2 separate regions of the Homo sapiens genome follow, and region 1 is linked to region 2. Evidence: chromatin loops called from intact Hi-C (ENCODE). Cell type or tissue: HepG2. All regions are shown on one strand. Each heading gives the region's core, and the rest is flanking DNA. Links, peaks and the distances in the headings are about the cores only.

Region 1 (2,906 bases), core at 185-2,684, 57 kb before region 2:
TTGTTCTTAGATGTGAATTATTGGTTTACTACTTACTGGTACCAAAATGAAATTTTTCAGGTGGTCAAAGGAATATCTACCACACAAAACCTTCTAAAACGAGGCTTACAGATTCTACATCATGCAACGACTATTTATCAGGGCCCGAAGTCGGCCAAGCTTTGTGTGAGGGCATGGAAGAAAGGAAATGCAGAAAATCTAGTTCCTGTCGGAAATAATTCAAAGTCAGAAAGGGACGAAAGACAATCATTCCTAGCCCAGTAGGCTACACTTTTTAATAGAGATGTCGTTTGTAACACCAGGGGGACATCCTCTTATTTCTCCCTAAACTGAATTTTAAGTTCCCCGAGTTCCCATCTACTGGATTCAGGAGGAAATCCCTCTCAGACATGAGATGCTACTCCTCGAAGTCCATTCAAAAGTTGCAAGGTCGGGAATTTCAGACAGCCAATTAATCATGAAAGGGTGTTATGACCTTCATTCATCTCACTCTGGCTCAAGTCTAATAGACTCCTCGTCGTCTAAGCCATGTATTCCCTGAAGTCTGGGGCTTCCCTGAAACTCATGAGGCTCAGCTTTAAGGGCTCAGACACTCTAAGTTGAGCTTCCCAGTGTGAATCTCCCAGGCACCCGTCAGTGGAGGTCTCTGTATGTAAGAGCTCTTCCAGTCTCAGAGAAAGTTCTCCAAACTTCTCTCCACTCCAGGGTTTTCACCTCCCATCCTCCACGTGCCTCCAGCATGACCTCAGAGAAAGCTTCTCAAAGTCACTTCCAGCCCCCCAGCCCTCAGAAACTCAAGTAGAATGGTTTTCTTGAACTTAGATGAGTAAAGGAGATGGCTAGCACCAATCTCCCTCCCTCACCACTTTGAATTCACTGTTAGAGTGAAGGGTTGAGGTGTTAAGGCATTTTAGAGGAGAGGATCTAACTTAGCTGAAGAAAGCTTTGAAGAAGCAAAATGTTGCGATAAGCCCAGCAAAGAAAAGGGAAAGGGTAGGAGAATGCTTCAAGATAACACAACATCAACAGGACATGAGAAGCTCTGGAGAGCCTTGTGAGAGTGCCCCAGGGTAAGAAAGCAGAAAGGGGTTGGTTCAGAATGGTTACATGCAATGGCTGGGAATTCGGTTAGAAAGATGGTTCATGACAAACCATGCTGAGGAATTTAATTTCATCCTGACAGAAATGGAGAACCATCCATTCAATGTGTGAAAAGGGTTAGTAACTACTGTTACAAAATTGTCACTTTTGGTGAGTTTGCACATATGAACCCATTTGTGCTGTAATATGGCTTTCTTTAATACCTAGGGAATGAAAGACTTTGAAGTGTTTGTCTTTATTCTAACTATTCTTAGTTTTTCTATGATTTCAACTCTATCTTCAGATTTATGAGAGTCTGGCCTGGTTAGGACTGTCCTTTGAAAGACTAAAACTCTAAAATTGCTATCCCCTGATTATTTTGACTGTGCTGTGTAATAGAGGATATTTATTGTTAAGCCTACTGACTAATATGACAATTGCTGTGAGCTTCCATTTTTAGCTTCCGCAAAATAAAAGTTGTAGGAATCTGCTTTAGAAAAACTCGAAGAAAACATATTATGGATATTTTTAACTTGTATTGCAAAATTCTAGGTGCAATACGAACATTAATAACTGAATGTAGTATTAGTAATGATTTTGGAATTTCCTGTTTGTCCACCATGAGTATATTAATCTAAGTCCTAATAAAAAGCAATGCATTTTTATCATATAAAGAAGAATCTTTACAACATAAATATGACTTGAGGATAAATTAAATTGCTTATATTTTTTGCTTATATTTTCCCATATAAATTATGATTTAAAATAGTTTGTTGATTTTTTTTCAAATATGAGCTTCAGTTTAGATATAGTTAGAACTGGATGCTTTCTATTATAAAATTAATTTTAAATCATCATGAGGTATCATAAAGCATAAAGAGTTTTCTGAACTGTCTTTATCTTAATACCCTATCCCTCAAACTGCAAAGTCAGTTGGAAGTCACTGCTAAAAGGATAATGAGCCAAAATGGGAAAATAATTTATTATTTTCCCTTGTTATGTTCTTAGTTTGAAGGGTAAGAGCAGCAATAACAAAGGATCAAAAATGGGAATTGACTTTAGACTAAAGAACAAAACTTCAGAAATTCAGGTGAATTGCAACATTTTCAGCAGAAAGCAAACAAGATAATGAAGAAGAGTACTCTTACTCTGGACCTATGAGAAATCTCTGACTACGGAAGAGCTAACTAGTCTTAGGAGGTGGGACCTGACCTCTGGCCCACGAGCCAGGCTGCCTTGCACAACTCAGCACCAACAGGTGCTAGTCTAACACACCTACTCATCTCAGTGGCTTACCTGGACGGTGACATGGCAACTGTAGGTTTCCTCAAACACTCCTACGAAATACCGCCAGGACAACTGTACAATGTTTGAGACAAACTTACGAGAAAGAGCAGAGGAATTTATGAAAAAAAAAGCTTGAATTAAAAACAAGTAAAAGATTTGTTTACACCTGTGGCACAAAAATGAGTTCCGCCATGGGACATGAACTCAGAAGCATGTTTGGAATATTATTTAGGATAAATAGCCGCAGTGTGACTAGAGGTTCTGCAGATTTCCCAGAGCACTATTGAGAACAGCCACCACATTTTGGTCATTTCAAAAGACTGCTGGGGCCTTGAGGATAACAGAAGGTTTAAGTCAAAAGTCAATTATAAATATCGCATTGCTGCCCACTACCAGAGCCGTCCCAGAATCCCTATGTGCCTCCTTCTCACCTATTTACCCATGGCAAGCACCTAATTAGCACTTGGTGCTAATTTCAATCCAATGAGAATGCTACTCCACACAGCAATGAGGACCTCAACTCTAGATCCAAATGACCC
Region 2 (2,906 bases), core at 125-2,624:
CACTTCTCCCAGAAGGAATTAGCCTTCCGGGTTCCTCCCTTTGTCCTTCAAGATTGATTGGCGCCCAACGCCTTCTGCTTAAGACAAGGAGCACTTTTCCACACCTGTCGATTTTTTTCCTCTTCCAGGGAGCCAGGAAAAGTCCAATCGGACTTTTTATATCCCCAATTCCCCAGACGCTGCTCCCGGCATTGGCTTTTTGCGTCTTCAGGCTCCCCAACGAGATCCCATCGGTCAAGCCTGGGAAAGGGGCTGTCCCGCCCCAAATAAGGCCAACCACTTAGGCTCCCAGCTCTGGGAAGGGGTAGGGTCATTGCTGTAGTGCTCTTTAAAGAAAGAAAGAACCTGGGGCAAGGGGCGGTGGCGCGGGGGGCGGGTGGTGAGCAGAAAAATCGAGTCGCCTCTGGGGACAAGAAATCAGAAAGACCCTTCCTTCCTCCGAAGATTTAGGGAACTGAAGCCTCGCACGTTAAGAAACCACTGAAACTGTACAAATGCTCACCTAGGGCTCGCCGGTCGACAGTCCTCAGGAGCAAAGGGTCAAGATCCCCTCCCCCACCCGCCACTTCCCCCCGCCCTTCTCTCAGAGTAAACAATTCCCAGAAAGGCGAGCAGTTCCCTTTTTCACCCAAGGACACTCGCTCTCCGTCCCGGCCGCCCAGCGGTTCCCCTTTCCGTGGCCTGGGCAGGCGCTGAGGCACAGGGAGCCGCACGTTCCCGAGGCACAGGGAGCCGCACGTTCCCGAGGCACAGGGAGCCGCACGTTCCCGGGGAAGGTGCCAGAGGCCAGCTGGACGGCCCCGGCGCACTCCCGCCCCGGCGCACTCCCGCCCCGGCGCACTCCGACCCCGGCGCACTCCCGCCCCGGCGCACCCTGCTCCCCGGCGCGTACCCAGGGGCCACGATTTTGGCTGGGCGAAAGCGGCCCGCTCCCGCCTCTCCTTGAGTGCGCTGATTACATCTACCGGAGACACCTTCCCTTCCCTTGGGGATCCCAACTCTCAGGTCGCGATCCTCTTCCTATCTGCCCTCCCCCACCCCCGCCAACTCCATTTTCTAGCCACCCAGAGGCCCCTTCACCCCAGCTTTTCCCGCCACCCCCACCTATCCCCGTTCCCCTAGTTTTCCTCTGCACCCTAGGCGATCGCCCCCTTCCCCGGAGCGGTGGCCGCGGCTACACTCACCGCGAGGGTCAGCAGGAGCAGCCGGCAGAGGGCTCCGTTCCAGGAGCCGGAGGGGCGGGCTGCCTCCATGGAGAGGGCTCGGGGCAGGTCGCGGGCCGAGCGTCGGGCCGGGGTAGGAGGGCTCCGCGGGGCGAGGGCCGCGGCCGGAGCGCAGTCTGGGCCCGCTGCTCAGGAGGAGCGCGAGGCGGAGGAGGTGGGGCGCGCGGAGAGGTGCTTTTCTTAGCTTCTCTGAAGCGCCTGCCTCTCATCCAAGGGGCTTTTCCTTTGGCGGAGGGAGGGGCTCCAGACGCGTCCAAAAGACACCGATCGGCCCCTCCTTGTTGTCTATTTAAGACTTAAGACTTCATTTCTCTAAGAAAGCCACGGGTGGGAACTCCCTCTCGCCGCCACCCTTTTACCTGCGCAAGGTGTTTCTCACCAGCGGACGCCACCTATAAGGCCCATCTCCCCCACCACGCCCCGGTGTCCGCTCCGCCAGGCGAGATTAACAGCCGGCCCTGCCCAGCAGAAGCCCTGACTGCACAAAGACTCACTCCTGAGTGCGCGGTCGGCCCCGGCTCCGCCCTGCCCGCTGCCCTCGGCGACGGCCGTGGTCCCTGCCCTGGGGTCAATTACAGAGCGAGGTCTGAGCCGCAGAGGCTGGGTTTTAGGTCACAGCTGCCTGAGGCCCACCTGACAGAAAGTTGACTCCAGGGAGACTGTTACACACTCTACTGGAGTGAATTTCCTACACACACCCACAAGCAGTTCAGACATCATAGTCATCTGAGGCACCATTCTTTGGGGTCTTGTGTTTTTAGGAATTTACTGGCATGACAATGATACAAGACAATCGCCATAATTTAGAGACAAAAATACATATATACATACATACGTACGTAAAGTTAGGGAATCAAGGCGACTGCAAAATAATAAAATCGAGGGTGAGTTACTATAAGAAATGCATCCATTGAGGTCCTAGTCGTGGGCTACATGTGGTTACTGATTTTCTCCAAGAACATCCCTGGTCACAAATAGAGTTATAACTTATTTCCTATACCGGACTCCTGAACATCCAGTGGAGAGTTCTCACCTTCTTTACTACCATCAAAACCAGAGTTCATGGTGAGAAATGAATAAGAATGGGATAATTTACATTTTTATTTGAAGTGCACTTAAACTAAATGAATTATTGCAGCACACAATCTGGAAGATTAAGATATAAATGCTGTTTCTTTTAGCTCTTCAGAAAGCAATGACAAGGCATCTGACTCATCCTCCTGCACCTCTTTTCAATTACTGACTTAAACCAGGTAAGCCTGACCACAAAAGAGAAACTTGTCTGCTCCCTTTTATTTGGTTTAAGTTTCCTCAGGGATGTCCTGAGAATCCTATGTGAAAAGCCAACCCTGACACTCACACCATTTCGATTCTTGAAAATGTTCACCATCTTAACACCATTGTATGCCGAGCCAGAATTACTGCAATACTGAGTGTATATTTAAATTAAAAATTAATGTCAAACAGCGCATGCCTTACATTCTCTGTGTCTGTGCTATGCTCATGCCCTATTTTATTAACGAATGCCACTAATGAGCTGTTCTGTCTCCATATCCATAAAATTATCATTGACCCTTTGCTAGTAAAATAAGCCTGAGTCATCAGCATGAGACTATAATTGACATCCTTCCGTTTCCATATTTTTTAACACTCATAGTTTTCCATCAATGATACCATAAGCAC

Evidence for each region. Hi-C counts contacts between places; a loop is a spot of excess contacts. Peaks named below come from ENCODE experiments on the same cell type or tissue, not always from the same donor. Only the 100,000 strongest peaks of a DNase experiment are listed, where the experiment ranks them.
Region 1: a loop joins it to region 2, with 2.0 times the contacts of the local background. A loop is called at or near these places in 9 of 110 quality-filtered maps.

The regions. Positions count from the first base shown.
Region 1 is chr18:31,043,477-31,046,382 of GRCh38, forward strand. It overlaps LOC124904345 (a long non-coding RNA gene), which reads left to right. Exons shown (of 2, transcript XR_007066445.1): 2 at 1-1,750. Among named protein-coding and RNA genes, the nearest start is that of DSC3, 2.2 kb to the left of the region's middle. In HepG2, for the core only: no CTCF peak of the experiment used is centred there; no DNase peak of the experiment used is centred there; H3K27me3 peaks cover 836 bases.
Region 2 is chr18:31,100,719-31,103,624 of GRCh38, forward strand. DSC2 (desmocollin 2) reads right to left here and starts at 1,703. Exons shown (of 16, transcript NM_024422.6): 1 at 1,185-1,703. The coding sequence starts at 1,253. It overlaps DSCAS (DSC1/DSC2 antisense RNA), which reads left to right and starts at 870. Exons shown (of 4, transcript NR_110785.1): 1 at 870-1,005; 2 at 2,405-2,476. In HepG2, for the core only: a CTCF peak has its summit at 1,200 (motif pointing right); DNase peaks (open chromatin) are centred at 293, 693 and 1,763; H3K4me3 peaks cover 2,110 bases.